Linked DNA regions of Mus musculus: region 1 is linked to region 2. Evidence: chromatin loops called from intact Hi-C (ENCODE). Cell type or tissue: left cerebral cortex. All regions are shown on one strand. Links, peaks and the distances in the headings refer to the core of each region. The heading gives the core; the rest is flanking DNA. Region 1 holds the start of Zc3h10 (zinc finger CCCH type containing 10). Region 2 holds the start of Rps26 (ribosomal protein S26).

Region 1 (8,324 bases), core at 242-8,241, 78 kb before region 2:
GTTTTGGAAGTCATGGCAGAAGATAAATTCATTTTTGCTTACCCCCAAATTGGATACCTCACTCATGTCTGGGTGGCGGTATCGACATCGCTTGCCTCGTTTGCAGACGTTCCTCAGGAAGTCTCTACAGATGGCATCTGAGGTGGCTCCCCCGCTGCCTGTCCCTGCCCCACTGGCCTCCTCACTGCCACCACCTCCAGGGCCTCCACCGCTGCTGCCAGTGCCGTTGGCATAGCTGTCCCGGTCAGGCATCCTGGTCCCCCCCAAGTCAGGGTCTTCTTCCTTTTCTTGCCACTCTTGGCGACTGTTAAAAAAGAGAACTGTGTCAGAAAGGGGTCCTCCGGAAAGCTCCCTCTCTCCTGACCATACAGTGGGCAGGCTTCTGGGGCAATGGCTTTGGGAGATGGAGAATCCAAGGAGAATTCTAGCTAGCCCGGCTGACTTGCCAGAAGTCCCGCCCAGGCCCTTATGCACCTGGTCTTGTTTGGAGTGATTCACACTTGCCTGGCTAACACAGGAGGGAGAGAGCTGGGATGAAGCCACTTCATCTTACTAATGATGCTCAGCCAAGGAGGGGGAGGGAAGGGGAGAGTGTTAGATTTTTACCTTCTCTCATTTAAGTTGTGAGGGAGAAACTAAAACAGGTGTTGGTGTGTGAACAGACTGACACTGGAAAGAGTGCTCTAACACGGGCTGCTTAGCTTTGAGAACTCATGGAAGAAGGAACACCAGAAACAGAACTTCCCTTAATCCCTCTTCTACGTAAACTCAGCTCAAGTCTCCATGTATTTTAGAAATCCCTGGTTAAACAAAACAAAACAAAACAAAACTGGTGTCACTAGCTACAGGGTAACCCTGAAACCTGTCCATCTCCCAGTGTGTTCCACACACAAACACCCTCATTTCATGGAAAGACGTTCTGAGCTGAACTTTCTACTTTTAGATCCCCAGGACGAACTGTTCGAAGGACAAGGTGGAAAGGAGTTACTTTCATAGGAACGGTGACCTTTCTTTCCCCATTCCCCACCCCACTCCATGAAAATCCCACTGATATCAAACCATAGCACTCCTTACCCCATAAAAATCCTCTTTATTTATAGACTCTATAAAAGCTTTTTAAGTCTCCTGTTTCTCAAGAGAGCTCTGGAATGTCAGTCCACTGCCCTAATTCTAGCCCTCCCTTCTCTCTAACCCTGGGAGTCTAAGACTGGGAGTCCCTGCTACCACGTGTCTAATCTTTTAAATGTTCCCTGAGTAGGACTCAGGCTCCCCCTACTGTTCAAATAAGAGAAGTTCCTAGTTTCCGTTTGGGAATAAAGATACCTTTCTTGATTTCCCGTTTCCTTGACTTCCTTGACTTTGCTAGAATAACTAACCAGATTAGAAGTCAGAGATGCACAGGAATACACAAGATGGGAAAAGGAGCCCCAGAATATAAGAAACAACTGGTAAGAAACAAGCCCTTAAAAGATCATAAATGACGATCAGGTGAAGACTAAATGCCTTCAAAGCCTGACCAATGTTTCAAGTCCCACTAGAAGCAGATAACTGGATATGATAGCCTTCCTCACCCCAATATCCCAGAATTAATACCTGAGGTAGCTCAGGTGAAGTCCGGGGCTCCCGTGAGTCTCCACCTCCACATCACTGCTGGGTTCTGAACAAGAAACAAAAAAACAAAAAACGGAGATTTGAGTAGAACAAGGGAAAAACGTGAAAGGGATATGATGTGGTTTTCATACACTGGAATGAATTCTGACAAAAAGCTAAGAGCTTTGTGGCTTTTAGGCTCCCTTAAGAGGTCAAAGTGAACGTCACCTATCACAAGGAGAAGTCCCTATTAAGAAGGATAAGGGCTAGAACCGACCAATAAAAATTGGGAAGCTGAACTAAAAAACAAAACAGTTCCTGGTGAGGAAGGTTAGCGGAGCTTTACCTCAAGATGAGAAGGATATGGGGTTCAGAATCCGATCTAGGGTTGGAGTTCGGAACGCCAGCCAAACCTGAAAGCTGGACAAGGGCAACAACTGACTAGTGTCAGTGGGAAGGCGAGACTAGACTCGGGGGCGGTGATTACGACCATCCCCCAACACCCTAGAGTTCACGAAAAGTCCTACGAGTTTCCCTGGAAGTCTTCTGGCTTGGCCGGCTCCGCGATGCGGTGCCAGCACTCAGCGGTGGACCAGGTGACTGGGACACTGAGGAAGTGAAAGGGGAGGGGGGCTCGGGGTGACATCAGGCGGAGGGATGGGCAGGGCTGTGACGTCACGGGGCTGGCGTTTGCTTGGGAAGCGAGGTCAGTGAGAAAAGGGGCTCTGTCCTGGGTAACGAGGAAGAGCCAGGTCGGTTCCGGGGGGTTTGGGGGAGGCTCGTGTGGCCGGGCAGAACCCAGTCGCTGGGCCATCCCCGACTCCTCCCCTCCGGGCGCGGCCTCCACCTAAGTCTCCCGCCTCCCTCACCTGCCGCCGCCGCCGTAGTTGCTGCTGCCGCCTGCCGGTCCTCTAGCTTCGACAAAGAGCCGCCCACCCTACGGTTCTTCCGCTTCCTGCGGAAGAAAGAGACGCTCTAGCTACCAGACCCGGAAACACACTCTATGGTCCAACTTGCGTGCTAGTAGGCGCAGGAAGCTCCCAACAAGCCTTGCGCATCACCATGGTAACAGGACTCCGCCGGACCCGGAACTCCGCTCAGCGTCAGGTTCTACGCAGTGGTACCCCCAAAACGTAGGAGTGGCGCTGTGAACGCACCAACTCTGTAACTTAACCTCGGGCGCACACTCAACCGGCTCCAGCCAGATCAAACACCCAAACTATGTCGCCTATACAGAAACACACTCGAGTCCCCACCCCAAGGAACCGCAAAAAAACACGTAACAGCAGTTTGATTCTTCAGCTGACTGCAAGAGGGTTTATTGTACACGAGCTACACTTGGCCACAAGAGAACAGAGCTAGTCCAGAGTGCCGGGGGTCCAGGGCAGAGGGACTGTTTTGGTTGTAAGAAAGGCGGTCATTTCTCCAGGCGATCGCGGCGAGGTGACGTTCCAGGTCTACTGAGACTCATTACCGATGGCAGCACACAGTCCGATAGCTTGTCCCGGCCCTCAGCATCCCTCACTTCTGCTCCTGCAGGCGTCGTAGGTGCACGGGCTGGCTTACTTGGACCTCTGCCTCATCTTTCTTCTCTTGCGCTTCAGCCTGGAATGGAAGGCACACAAACCTGAGTTTTTTTTTTTTCCTTTGCACATCTATCAATACGTACACTTAGTGCACGAGTACAAGAGACGATGAGATTAACAAGCACCAGCTCTGCTGTACTGGGCGGCGACTCCTGCTTCCTTCCCGCCAGATATTTTCTTCCAACCAAATATCCCACACCGAGCTTGCCCCCACTGCCCCAAGGTAGTCTTGAAAAATTAAACGTACCTGCGCATTCTCTTCTTCCGCCACTAAAAAAACCCGATCATGTGAGGAGACAAAAAAGAATGTTAGAGACAGGCTTGTGCAAGGCCATGAAACTGCTCAGAACACAGGGCTTGACAAAGGACACCGGTTCAGTTTTAGAGCCGAATCCCTCATTTTCCCACCCCATCTTTTCTTCAGCAAGAATTTTAAGCCTCTCCCTGACTGCGAACACCCGAGGCAAACCGTCTGGAAGCCCGCAGAGGAACCATGGCGGGGACTAGGTGCCCGATTCACCACCTAAGAGCCGCTCACCTTCGCTCTCATGGCGCAGGAGTCTCTAGAGAGAAAGAGGGAAAAATGCCGTTAGCCCGCTGTGATGATAGTGAATGTGGAGGTCGGATGTTAACGGATTGCACTGGAAACCCGAACGCCAGAAAACCCCGCGACTAACCAAGGAAGATGGCGCTAAGACCGAGAGGGCGGAGAGGGAGGCCTACTGCTATTTAATGGCGTGCTCGGTGTCGTCACTTCCGAGCCGGCCCGTGTGTCGTCCCTTAGGGCGGGGCTGCTCGAGACAGCGACTTCCGGCTGCCTTACTAGAGTGCGTGTTATCAAGCCCCACCTTTCCGTCTATTTTAAGGATATTGTATTATTTCAACACCAGCACCTGTTTCCAGTATGGGACTGAGAAAAAATAGGCGGGGAAAAAAAAAAAAAAACCACTCCGTCTTCTCCCTCGTTGCTTCATGGGAGTTGTAGTTTCTTGGTAAACACTTCCATTTACTACTATTAATAGGTGTGGCTTGTAGTAAAAATTACTAGTTTTGCCCTGGCTTGATGACGCACGCCTTTATTACCAACTCCTGGGAGGCAGATGGATCTTTTTTTTTTTTTAAGTAAAAAAAAAAAAATGTCTTTAATCAGAAAGGATTTCTATTTCCTCACCACAAATACATTAAAGTAAAAAAAAAAAAAAAAAAAAAAAAAACACACACACACACACATAAAACATACATTTATACAAATTGGGAATCAGGGAAAAGTAGCAGAGCCTGGGTTAGGGCTGAGGATCCAGAGCAACTGGGGGATAGCTAATCATCTGTGGCTCTGGGTGTCCTTTAGTCATCTGTCTGTGGTAGGCAAGACAGGCGGACAAAGGATGCAACTCCAGTCTGATGGCAGTGTTACTGGCAAACTGTGGCAACGAGGCTCCTCGCCAGGCAATTTCTTCAGATCACCAGAGACGACAGGAGACAGTAGAGTTGGTGGGACCGGAGTGCCCGGGGCAGAATGGGTGAAGGGCTGTCCTCCTTTCTGGAGGACAAGGATGACACCAATGCTGGCTCCAGTGCCTATGGGGCTGTGGCCAGATGGAGCCTTGGGAACTGAGGGGAGGGTTACAAATTGGAGTGCTATGAATCCAAGTGAGGTTCATAGCTGGCCATCCTGTGAGATGCCAAGGATGCTTTGGTTTCAAAACTAAATGTCCCAGCTGTGTTTGGCCCATCTTCTCTAGGAGAGGTGCAGGAAAAGCAGCCCCCGGGTCACTGTGGTGACTGGAAAAGTGCTTGCTTATCTGGTGCCTGCTACTTCCTGAGGATGATTTCTGGGCAGCTATGTGAGGAAACCAAGTCTTTAACATCCCTTCCACCTGCAGCAAGGTTCCTAGATAACGTTCTCCCATCTGAGGCTTCTGTAAAACACCCACTATGCGCTGGATCCGGTCCATGGCCACACTCTGTTGGAAGCTACTTAATCCTCTGTCAAAGCGACCCATCTTGAGTCCATTCAGTAGGTCTGTGAGGGGCCCTATGAACCCTTGGAGTTCTTTACACTTTTGAGCAAAGAGCAGATCTCCCTCTGTAGTACATCCTTGGGTGTTCAGACTCATCTCCAGTTCACCGTCTCTTGATCTCTTGACTTCAGATCCTTGCTGTTCCAGATGCGGTGCTGTATGTTGGTTACTAGAAACCCTGGGTCGATGTCTGCAGCGGACAGGGCCTGGACTGGGCCTGGAACCTCCTCTCTGACCCACAGTGTCTGGCCTGAGCTCACGGGTGCCCTTGCCCTCCCTCTCGTTATCAGAAGGGAAGCTAAAGTCACTGTTCACAGGGGACATAGAAAATGATGGGGAGAGGGAGGAGGAGGAATAAGAAGAAACACTAGATGGAGAATCCATAGGTCCAGGAGCAGGAGAGGGGCTGAAGAGCAGCTCCCGTAGTACCAAAGATCAGAACCTGGGTCTGTCGGCTCAGCCCCGGTCAGTAGGCAGCTTCTTCACTGTCTGACTAGATGGATCTCTTTGAATCCAGTGTACAATAATGAGAACCTGCCTAAAATAAGTAAATACATAAACAAAGAATTCCTATTTATCACTTATGTTTGACCCGTCTGCCATCCCCCAGTTAGACTGTGTCAGTCAACCTCAGAATTTCTAAAAGATTTAAGATTTGAGAGCTTGGAAGTGGTGGTGCACTTTTTCCCGAGGCAGAGGCAGGAGGATCTCTGAGTTCAAAGCCACCCTGGTCTACATCATGAGTTAATAGCCAAGGCTACACAGAGAAACCCTGTTTCGAAAAAAAGATTTAGAAACCAGAGGATGTAAAATGGCAATCAGAAAGCTTTCATACTACAAAAAGACATAGTCATGGTATTTTGGTTTTCAGCCGTTATACCTAGCAAAAATTTTTTTAATTGTGTCTGTTGGTATGAATGTAAGGACATGCAGGTACCAGCTGAGGCCTGAGGAGGACATTGGATACCCTAAGTCTGTTTCACAAGCTATTGTGAGCTGCCCAACCTGGGTCTTGGGAGTGAACTCAGGTCCTCTGGACTATACCATTCACTTACTCCTTTGTTGTAAGAGGGTCTCATGGATTTAAATTAAGAAGCCTTTAAGTCTCCTTTACAGTAGTGTTAGTCAGGGTTCTCAACAGCAACAGAATTTACAGATCTATATATAGGTATATACAGAGAGTATTAAAATGAATGACTTACAAGTTGGCTGGCTGTGGTAGCTACTCAGTCCTCAAGGCTGGCTGTCTTACGTCCTCTTCAGTATAAGCTGGAATCCCAAAGAAGTAACAGACCTGCTAGAAGGTGAGGGCTAGCAGAAAATGATCTAAAGCTTCCTTCTTCCAGCTCCTTATATATGATTCTAGTAGTCCTGGCCCAGATTAAATCTGAATTAATGGTCCAGATTTAAGGTGTGTCTTCTCCCAATCTCCCCTAATCCCTCTTGTTTTTTGTTTGTTTGGTTTTTTGGTTTTTCCAGGCAGGGTTTCTCTGTATAGCCCTGGCTGCCCTGGAACTCACCTTGTAGACCAGGTTGGCCTTGAACTCAGAAATCTGCCTGCCTCTGCCTCCCAAGTGCTGGGATTAAAGGCGTGCGCCACTAATGCCTGGCAAAGTGTGTCTTCTCAACAGAAGATCCAGATTAAAGGAGTGTGTTTTCCCAGATCAAATGATCTAGATGAAAGGTCTACCTTCCTACCTCAAAGACCAAGATCAAATTAAGCAAAACAACAACAACAATAACAAACAAAAACAAAAAACCAAAACTCTAACAGATATGCCTTCCAATTTGGGGTTTTAGTTCCAGATGTAGTTAAATTGACAACTAAGATTAGCCATCATAGGCTGGGCGTGGTGGCACACGCCTTTAATCCCAGCACTCGGGAGGCAGAGACAGGAGGATTTCTGAGTTCGAGGCCAGCCTGGTCTACAGAGTGAGTTCCAGGACAGCCAGGGCTACACAGAGAAACCCTGTCTCAAAAAACCAAACCAAAAAAAAAAAAAAAAAAAAAAGATTAGCCATCCTGCCGGGTGGGAGGCAGAGGCAGGTGGATTTCTGAGTTTCAGGCCAGCCTGGTCTACAAAGTGAGTTCCAGGTCAGCCAGGGCTATACAAAGAAACTCTGTCTCGAAAAACCAAAACCAACCAACCAACCAAACAAACAAACAAACAAACAAAAGATTAGCCATCACAGGTGGTAGATCAATTGTGTTTCTTTTTGTTTGTTTGTTTGTTTGTTTGTTTTTGAAACAGGGTTTCTCTGTATAGCCCTGACTGTCCTGGAATTAGCTCTGTAGGTCAGACAGGCCTTGAACTCAAAGAGATCTGTTTCTGCCTCCCAACTCCCAAATGCTGGGATTAAATGTGTGTGCTACCGCTGGGTAGATTCTTTAGGAAGAGAATCAATCAATAAGCAACTCTGATTCTCATTGATTAGTTTGAGGCCAAACGTTACTAGAGATTTCGGACCACAAAGCTTATCTGCTAAATAACTGAAGGCTAACCCAGTAGTGGTAGCACACACCTTTGATCCCAGCACTTGGGAGGCAGAGACAGGCAGATTCCTGAGTTTGAGGCCAGCCTGGTCTACAGATTGAGTTCCAGGACAATCAGAGTTATACAGAGAAACCCTGTCCTGAAAAACAACAACAGCAGCCAGACATGGTGGCGCACGCCTTTAATCCCAGCACTTGGGAGGTAGAGGCAGGTGAATTTCTGAGTTCGAGGCCAGCCTGGGCTACACAGAGAAACCCTGTCTCGAAAAACGAAAAAACAAACAAACAAACAAACAAACAACAACAAAAGAATTTTAAAAGGAAGAGAGGGCCAGTGGTGGTGGTGCACACCTTTAATCTCAACACTCAGGAGTCAGAAACAGGCAGACCTCTGTAAGGAAGCCAGCCTGATCTACAGACCAAGTTTTAGAACACTAAGAAACCCTGTCATGAAAAACACCCCCCCCCCCAAAAAAAATCAAACAAACGAAGAAAAGACTGTTTGTGGGTTTGTGGTGGTGTATGTCTTTGATTCCAAATTCTGTTAGCTTGTGATATATAGCAGGTTTCAAGACCAGTCTGCATTAAAAACAAACAAACAAACAAAACCAAAAACTTAAGTATAGACTGTAT
Region 2 (8,324 bases), core at 290-8,289:
GTACCTCACTGTAGATGTGCATCTCCACATTGACATTTGGGGACAGGGTGGTGGTACATGCCTTTAGCTGGTAGTGGTGAAGCTCTGTAGAATAGGCTAGCCTTGAACTCACAGAGATCCACCTGCCTCTGCCTCGCAGGGCTGGGATCCAAGGCATGAGAACCAGTCTCTTGGTTCTTGGAGTGCCAACCAGCACTTGGGAGGCAGAGACAGTTGGATTTCTGTGAGTTCCAGGCAGCCTAGTCTACAAAGTAAGTTCCAAGACAGCCAGAGCTACATAGAGAAACCCTGTCTAAACAAACAAACAAACAAACAAGGGGCTAGAGAGATGGCTCAGAGGTTAAGAGCTGCTACATAGGTGCTGGGAACGAAAACTGGGTCCTCTGTAAGAGCAGCCAGTGAGTGCTCTTAACTGCTGAGCTATCTCTTCCACTCCCTCTCCCCACTTTTATTGTCTTTGAAACTTTTCCAAATCCTCTCTTTATGATAATGACCTTTTACCAGGCTCTTAAGTTACCAGGTACCTACCAGGAGTGTATGTGGGGGTGTGGGTGGGTGTTTCACTACCTGCAAATGCCAGTGTTTAGGAGGCTGAGGGGAGAGGGTGAAGGCCAGTCTGTGCTCTACAGTCAAAGCTTGGCCTCCTTTCAGATAAAGGTTAAGTGGTCAACTTAGCCAGAGATGGTTGACTCACAGGTACTGAGGCATCTAGGTTCAAAGCCAGCAAGACATGAAGGCATGAGACCATGCCTCAAAACAAATTAAACTGGCTTAAAACTTTAACATCCTATGGTCACATTAAAGTCTGTAGGGCCGGGGACCAGTGAGTGCCCTGCACCATAAAAACAGAAACCCTGGCTTGTTAAGTCTTACAAGGATCCAGGTGATCCACAGAACCCTGTCCATAAGCTGAGCCCAGTGAACACACTTGTAATCCCATGGCTTGCTGGGAGTCCAGGCAGCATAAACGGGATCCATGGAGCTCACTGCTGGCCAGCCTGCAGAGAATGCCTTAGAAAATAAGGTGTACAGAGCCCAAAGCACCAAGTTCTGCACTATGGACCCCCTGAAACGCACACAAGAGTCTCGACATAAACACACTCCGATGCCATGTAAAGTACAACTTCCATTTTATTTTTCCAGGGTAATTTTCCTTCCGTCCTTACAAAACGGCCTCTTTACATGGGCTTTGGTGGAGGTCGAGGTGCAGCGCCCTGAAAAACAAGAGATGAGCTAAATTAGAAATGAGGTACTCGGATCTGCTGCGGTTGCCTACTTAACCCCAGCATTCTAGAGGCAGAAGAATCAAGAGTCCTAGGTGAGCGAAGGCCAGTGAAACCTCTTTTTTTTTTTCTTTCCGAGACAGGGTTTCTCTGTATAGCCCTGGCTGTCCTGGAACTCACTTTGTAGACCAGACTGGCCTCGAACTCAGAAATTTGCCTGTCTCTGCCTCCCGAGTGCTGGGATTAAAGGCGTGCGCCACCACGCCTGGCTTCCAGCGAGACTTCTTAAAACAAAACAAAACAAAAAAAACCAAACCCACCCACCCATGTAGTTCACAGTAGAGCACTTACCAGCATTAAGTTGAGGACCCAGCACCTCAAACCAAAGAAACCAACCACCACCCACCTAGCATCACTAAAAGTGTTTCAGGTTATGCAAAACAGACAAGCATTTTTAAAATTTAAATGTAGGTCGTAGCTGCCACACAGACTAAATAAGACCTTAATGGATACTTCTCTGGGTAAGACTATGTATGTCCCAAGTTAAAATAATTTACTTACAGCAGGTCTGAATCGTGGTGGGGGTGTTCGGTCCTTCCGGGCCTCGCGGGATCGATTCCTAACAACCTTGCTATGGATGGCACAGCTCACGCAATAATGCAGCTTGACATAGAGCTTGGGAAGCACGTAGGCTGAGAAATCGAGAAGCAGATTAGACAGACGCCCTTTCCTGTGATTCTCTTATTCTATTGGTCAGGATTACCCTAACCTCCAAGTTTTACTGATAAATGACACCCAATGAAAACCAGAGAAACCAACACCACACCCAACATACACCAAGAGTTCAACTCTTGGGCTAGAGGTTGCCACTCAAAAGGCCAAGGCATCCTCAAAGCCAAAGTGGGCCACACAATATGAGAATAGCTCAAGTTAGGGAGTCTCACTCTGCTGGCAGGCCTCATGGTTACTACTGTTAGGTCAAGAAAAAAACAAAACAATGAACAAACAGACAAAAGCCAGCCAGGTGCTGTGGTGCACGCCTTTAATCCCAGCACTAGGGAAGATCTCTTGAGTAGGTCTACACAGTGAGTTCTGAGACGCCAAAAACCAAGTCACAAACTGCCCAAACCAGTCTTTGCCCGTTTTAAAAGCTGTTCAATTTTTTTCAATAACTAAAGAATTATGCTTTTTCAGATTCTCCTAAATAGGCAGTCTCTCACAGGGATGGGATGCAGGGGTTTGGCTACCATGCATGAGCCTCAATCTCCACCCCAAGAGAAAAACCAAGTTAAAACCCCATCATTAGGCCTGCTTACTGTGCCACAAAAGGCACCTTCTCCCCAAGCTGAAGACAACGAGCCATACACACCCTCCTCACTCTTCGTCCCTGTACAAATCACGGCTGTGGCTCACTTACCGTCGAAGACGCTTGCTTCAGATATGTCCCTGACAGCAGCGGCTTCTACAATGTTCCGAATGACAAACTTCTTGATGGCCTTATCCTTGGGCACGCACCGGGCGCAGTTCGTGCAGCGAATGGGCTGCACATGGCCGCGGCCCTTTTTGGCGCGACCGTTGTTTCTTCTTTTTTTGGTCTGAGAATGGAAAGAGACGCTATTGGAAAGGGGGCGAGAATTCAGCCCTTCCTGGCCGGCCGCCGCCCGCAGCCCCGACAGAGACCCGTACAAGTCCCGAGCACGCCAAGTCCGGGCTGGACGGACCCTTTGTCACTTTCTCCTCCAAGACTCTGACTTTCAGGTCCCTACCGTCCATAGATCTACTTCTACCCCAGTACCCAGGCCCGCGCGCTCACCACGCGGCGACACTCACCATCTTGGAGCCAAGACTCGAAAGAGGATCCGGCGGCTTGCCCGACCCGCTTATATAGTACGAGATTCCTACGCTCACGCTGAAAAAAAAAACCCTCAGCGACCTGTAATTCTATTTACTCCCTAGCAGCTATTATGCTCGAATTTACCTAATTACTTAGAGTTTCCTGTGAAATGTAGGGTTGTGATAAGTCCCTAGAAATGGTCTATGACGAAAAATATCAGTGGAACTATTTAACCTTCCGGCGGAAGATTAAAATGTTACATTCCCAAACCAGGAAGTGATTACAAGGCTCTATAACATCCGGTTTACGATAGTTCCAGAGCGGAAGTTATCCAGAATTCGGACGCACACTCCCTAGTGTGGGAGGACAAAAGAGATGCATTGTGGGAGTTGTAGTACGACTTGGAGAGGTTCTCTCTTGCCCGTAGTAGACGGACTAAAGGCGGCGCTAAACCACCTTAAGACGCCATGATTTATTTCTTTGAAATATGTGTTCTAAGTGTAGGAATTAGAAATAGAAGACCTGGGAGAAATAAACCATTTGTAAATGCGTCTTTCCAAATAGAGGCTTCGAGTGTTGGGATTAGGCCACCACGCTGGGCTTGGACCACCATTTTATTTCCAGATCCTATTAACACAGATGAAGCACTGTAGTTAGTACATTGTATGTACCAACACAATTTAACTGATCAAGTCTATCAGATAGTTATTTATTTTGAAACATAGTCAAGTAGTCCAGGCTGACCTGGAACTTATTTGGTTAGCCAAGTGTGACCTTGAATTTCTTTTTCTTTTTTTTTTGATTTTCATTTCCCTAATTGCTAGAGATGAACTTTCTTCTTTTAAGATATTTCTCAGCCAGGCGTGGTGGCGCACACCTTTAATCCCAGCACTTGGGAGGCAGAGGCAGGCGGATGTCTGAGTTCAAGGCCAGCTGGTCTACAAAGTGAGTTCCAGGACAGTCAGGGCTATACAGAGAAACCCTGTCTCGAAAAACCAAAAAAAAAAAAAAAAAAAAAATTTAAAAAAAAAAATAATAAAATAAATAAATAAAAAATAAAAATACCTTTGCGATTTTTCCTTATTCTGGTCAGAATGGCAAAGATCAATGGAACAACTGACAAGAAATGACTGAGAGGATGGGGAGGACTCACTCACTGTTGGTGGGATAGCAATCTGGTATAGTCACTATGGAAATCAGTGTGGAGAACTTTCAAGAGATAAATCTATCACATGACCCAGCCATATCTCTCCTTGGCATATGCCAGAGGGACTCAACATGTTACTCTGCAGATACCTGCTTAGACACGCTCATTGCTGCTCCAAACACAATAGGCAGGAGATGGAACAACCTAAATGTCCTACATCTGACAAACACGTAGTGAAAATGTAGTTCATATACACTGTGGAATGCTGTCCAGCTGTAAACACACACACACACACACACACACACACACACACACACATAAATCATGAACCTTGCAGGTAAATGGATGGAGCTAGAAAAGATCACCCTGAACGAGGTAACCCAGACCTGGAAAGTCACTGTCATTGGAGGCTCTTAGCTGCAAACCTTCAGGTGTGAGTTCACATATCATATATCCTAGAGCAACTGCAGAAGTGGGAGAGTAAAGTGGAACCACTGCCAGGATCGGGGGTTGGGGAGCAGTAGCGGGGGAAGCGGCAGTGTACATGTGACCTGATCAAGGAAATGGGAAGGGAGGTGTTCCTTAGGGAGGAAGATCAAAGTAAATTCCGAAAAAGATTCAAAGAAGGCAAAAGAGACTAGTAGTATACAATTGATCTGATAGGGACGTGGGACCTCTTTAGGGAAAAGGGAGGGAGGTAAATACAGAAGAAGGAAGTGGATGAAATAACAAACATTTCTGCCAGGCAGTGGTGGCACACGCCTTTAGCCCCAGAACTTGGGAGGCAGAGGCAGGTGGATTTCTGAGTTCGAGGCCAGCCTGGTCTACAGAGTGAGTTCCAGGACAGCCAGGGCTACACAGAGAAACCCTGTCTCAAAAAAACCAAAAAGAAAAAAACAAACATTTCTGTAAAAAGCCACAAAAAATTATACTGCATTACCTACTTACCAAGAAACCCTATAATACACATCAACCCATGAATAAATACACACATATATTTTTAATGCATCTTCTCACCGGGGCTGATGGTGCTCCCTCTGAGAGCTAAAGACCACCCAACGAAACCCCAGTACCAAACAATACCAAAAAGAGAATCCATCTTTTGAGGTGTTGGCCAGGGTTGTCCAAGAGACTCTCAAGCATGCAGCAGCCTCTTCCTGTTGCCCTTGGTTATCTCTGAGATGGAAGGTATGTTCCTGCTATTTCTGAATACAGGAAGCATGTCAGAAGCAAGGCCCAGAGACCCCTGAGGTGGAACTGACCTGAATATTTCCTCCCTGAAATCTAGCTTTCCTGGTACCAGAGGGCACCATCTGAGGGAGTCAACCTAAAGTTCTCCTGCTATGATCCCACTAACCACATCAATGACCAGCATGGCATATAACCCTAAGGTGCAGTAGTGGCACACATATTTTCACAGTAACCAACAACTCTCTGGTTGGACTTAAGAACCAGTCAGTGAGGGGCTGGAGAGATGGATCAGGGGTTAAGAGCACTGACTGCTTTTCTGAAGCTCCTGAGTTCAAATCCCAACAACCACATGGTGGCTCACAACCATCCGTAAGGAGATCTGGCACCCTCTTCTGGAATGTCTGCAGACAGCTACAGTGTACTTACATATAATAAATAAACAAATCTTTAAAAAAACCAAAAGAACCAGTCAGTGAGAGGGGGACCATGGAAAGCTAGTTAACTACTCAGTGCTAGTGAAGCCATGGCTATTGGAGGAGAAGCTACTACAAATTCTTCTTCTTCTTCTTCTTCTTCTTCTTCTTCTTCTTCTTCTTCTTCTTCTTCTTCTTCTTCTTCTTCTTCTTCTTCTTCTTCTTCTTCTTCTTCTTCTTCTTCTTCTTCTTCTTTTCAAGACAGGGTTCTCTGTGTAGCCCTGGCAGTCCTGGAACTCACTCTGTAGACCAGGCTGGCCTCGAACTCAGAAATCCGCCTGCCTCTGCCTCCCAAGTGCTGGGATTAAAGGCGTGTGCCATACTGCCCGGCAAGCTATGACTTCTAATTTACTATGCCAGCATAATCCCTTGCAACAATCTATAAACGTTTGTCCTTACACCTACAAAGTATAGACTTCACCCCTCATCAAGGAAACTTCTCTTTACAACAGATGGAGACCACTACAGAAAACCACAACCAATCAAAATGCAGAGTTGTGGAGCACAGTCCCAATGGATACAATGACAAAAACATTTCTGCACCTGAGGCTCAGGGAGCATTGCAGAAGAGGGGGTGAAAGACTGTAAGAGCCAGAGGATCAGGGAGTTTGCCTTGAGAGTGTGTCTCCTTTGCAGCATCAGAAACCACACCCATGTAATCTTACCAATACTACTGCCCAAATGCAGGTTGGACAAGGATGATACCAAAGAACACATCACATTGAATAGGGAAAAGCCCATGGGGCCTCAGTCCCGCACAAAGAAGTGCAGGCAACTGGAGAAAGCTGGGGGCAAATCGAGAGAGGTCCCCAGGGAAGACCATACCAACTGGTTATCCTGTAGCAAATGGTAAACACTGATGCATACATACTGGTAGCATTATACAGACTGAACAGGCTATATCTAGGAATATATGCATATTATATACATGTATGCATATGTGCAATAATAATAATAATAATAATAATATAAATCATTATGTTATTATAATAATAAGAAAAAAAGACCTTGAATTTGAAAGAAACTGGGGCTAGGTATATGGAGGAAAGAAAGGGAGAAATGTTATAATCAAAGTATAATCTAAAATAAATTAAAATAATAATACAGGCTAGTCACGGTGGCCCACACCTTTAATTCCAGAAATTGGGATGCAGAAGCAGGTAGATTCCTTTAAGTTCCAGACTAGCCAGGCTACAAAGAGAGACGCCCTGCCTTTAAAAAATTCTGTTCTGACGCCGGGCATGGTGGTGCATGCCTTTAGTCCCAGCATTTGGGAGGCAGAGGTGGGCAGATTTCTGAGTTTGAGGCCAGCCTGGTCTACAAAGTGAGTCCCAGGACAGCCAGGGCTACACAGAAAAACCCTGTCTCGAAAAACCAAAAAAAAAAAAAAAAAAAAATCTGTTCTGCTAGACCAACAACTTCAGTAGTGTTGTCTGGTTTCCTCTCAGTCTTAGACTTGTCTAAGTCTTGAACAGAGAAATAGTTGGTATGAAGTCTGCCTCCCTCCCAGAAGGAAAACAAGGGAAAGGGAGTCTTCAAGAACAAACAGGGGTTAAATTACTCGTGTTTATTTATAACAGACCTTCAGCCAGTACAGTACAAAACTTACAGTAGTATTTCTCCATTACACAAATATTTACTTACAGTATGTTACATATACAAAATGCTTTGCAGTAAGTCTCAAAAGCTGGTTTAACCCCCTTTGAGAAAAGAGAAAAACTCTTTAAAAAGAGGGAAGGGGAGAATAGGTCAGGAACCAGAGGAAGAGAGACAAGGTCAAGGGTCAAGGGCCAAAGGGGACACCGAACAGGCTACAGAGGAACTCTGGGGAGAAGGAGAGGTGGTATTGCACTTGCTTCTGTGTTTATTCTATTTTTGATCTTCATAATTTCTGATTAAAAATATATATATATTATATACACAAGGAAAGAAGCTGCCAGAAGTATTATAAAATTCCACTTGCAGCTTGGACACTGACACACACACACACACACACACACACACACACACACACACATACACACACACACACACACACACACACACACACACACAAAGGTCTGGAAAAGTGTCTATTTAGAAATTCTCTCCCTTCCCTCCACTTTTTTGTGGTGTTGTTTTTTTAAGAGTAATAAAAAAAAGAGAGAGAGAGAACACCTCTTTTCTCTGTGTGGATTTTGGCATTTTGTTTTTTGTTGTTGTTTTCTTCTTTTTCTTTACTTTTTTTGTTGTTGGTTTTTTTGTTTTGTTTTTTTTTATGCAAAAGGATCTGGGAGAGAGCATGAGGATGTTTGAGGTTCCAGAGCTGGAAGGCCCTGAAAAGTAGCATTTTGTACCTAAGACCCTGGTTAAAGTGCAGTGGTGGGCTGGAGAGAGACGCCATGCCCCCTCCTCCCTAGCACCTGGTCTTGTCCCTTCCACCTCTGCTCTCATGGGCGTTAGCATAGCCTCGGAGG

What was found. Hi-C counts contacts between places; a loop is a spot of excess contacts. Peaks named below come from ENCODE experiments on the same cell type or tissue, not always from the same donor. Only the 100,000 strongest peaks of a DNase experiment are listed, where the experiment ranks them.
Region 1: it touches region 2 in a loop (8-fold over the local background); 8 of 42 quality-filtered maps call a loop at or near these places.

The regions. Positions count from the first base shown.
Region 1 is chr10:128,545,235-128,553,558 of GRCm38, forward strand. Zc3h10 (zinc finger CCCH type containing 10) reads right to left here and starts at 2,512. Exons shown (of 3, transcript NM_134003.2): 1 at 2,460-2,512; 2 at 1,594-1,657; 3 at 1-304. The coding sequence starts at 252. Rpl41 (ribosomal protein L41) reads right to left here and starts at 3,934. Exons shown (of 4, transcript NM_018860.4): 1 at 3,854-3,934; 2 at 3,715-3,739; 3 at 3,424-3,446; 4 at 2,876-3,195. The coding sequence starts at 3,726. The coding sequence ends at 3,153. It also overlaps the pseudogene Gm9176. In left cerebral cortex, for the core only: CTCF peaks have their summits at 1,273 (motif pointing left) and 2,528; DNase peaks (open chromatin) are centred at 550, 1,274, 2,590, 3,962 and 2 more places; H3K4me3 peaks cover 3,049 bases; H3K27ac peaks cover 2,846 bases.
Region 2 is chr10:128,623,423-128,631,746 of GRCm38, forward strand. It overlaps Rps26 (ribosomal protein S26), which reads right to left and starts at 3,084. Exons shown (of 4, transcript NM_013765.2): 1 at 3,054-3,084; 2 at 2,641-2,818; 3 at 1,785-1,915; 4 at 1,107-1,214. The coding sequence starts at 3,056. The coding sequence ends at 1,179. It overlaps Ikzf4 (IKAROS family zinc finger 4), which reads right to left. Exons shown (of 8, transcript NM_011772.3): 8 at 7,421-8,324. In left cerebral cortex, for the core only: a CTCF peak has its summit at 3,497; DNase peaks (open chromatin) are centred at 3,110, 3,416 and 4,632; H3K4me3 peaks cover 1,805 bases; H3K27ac peaks cover 1,122 bases.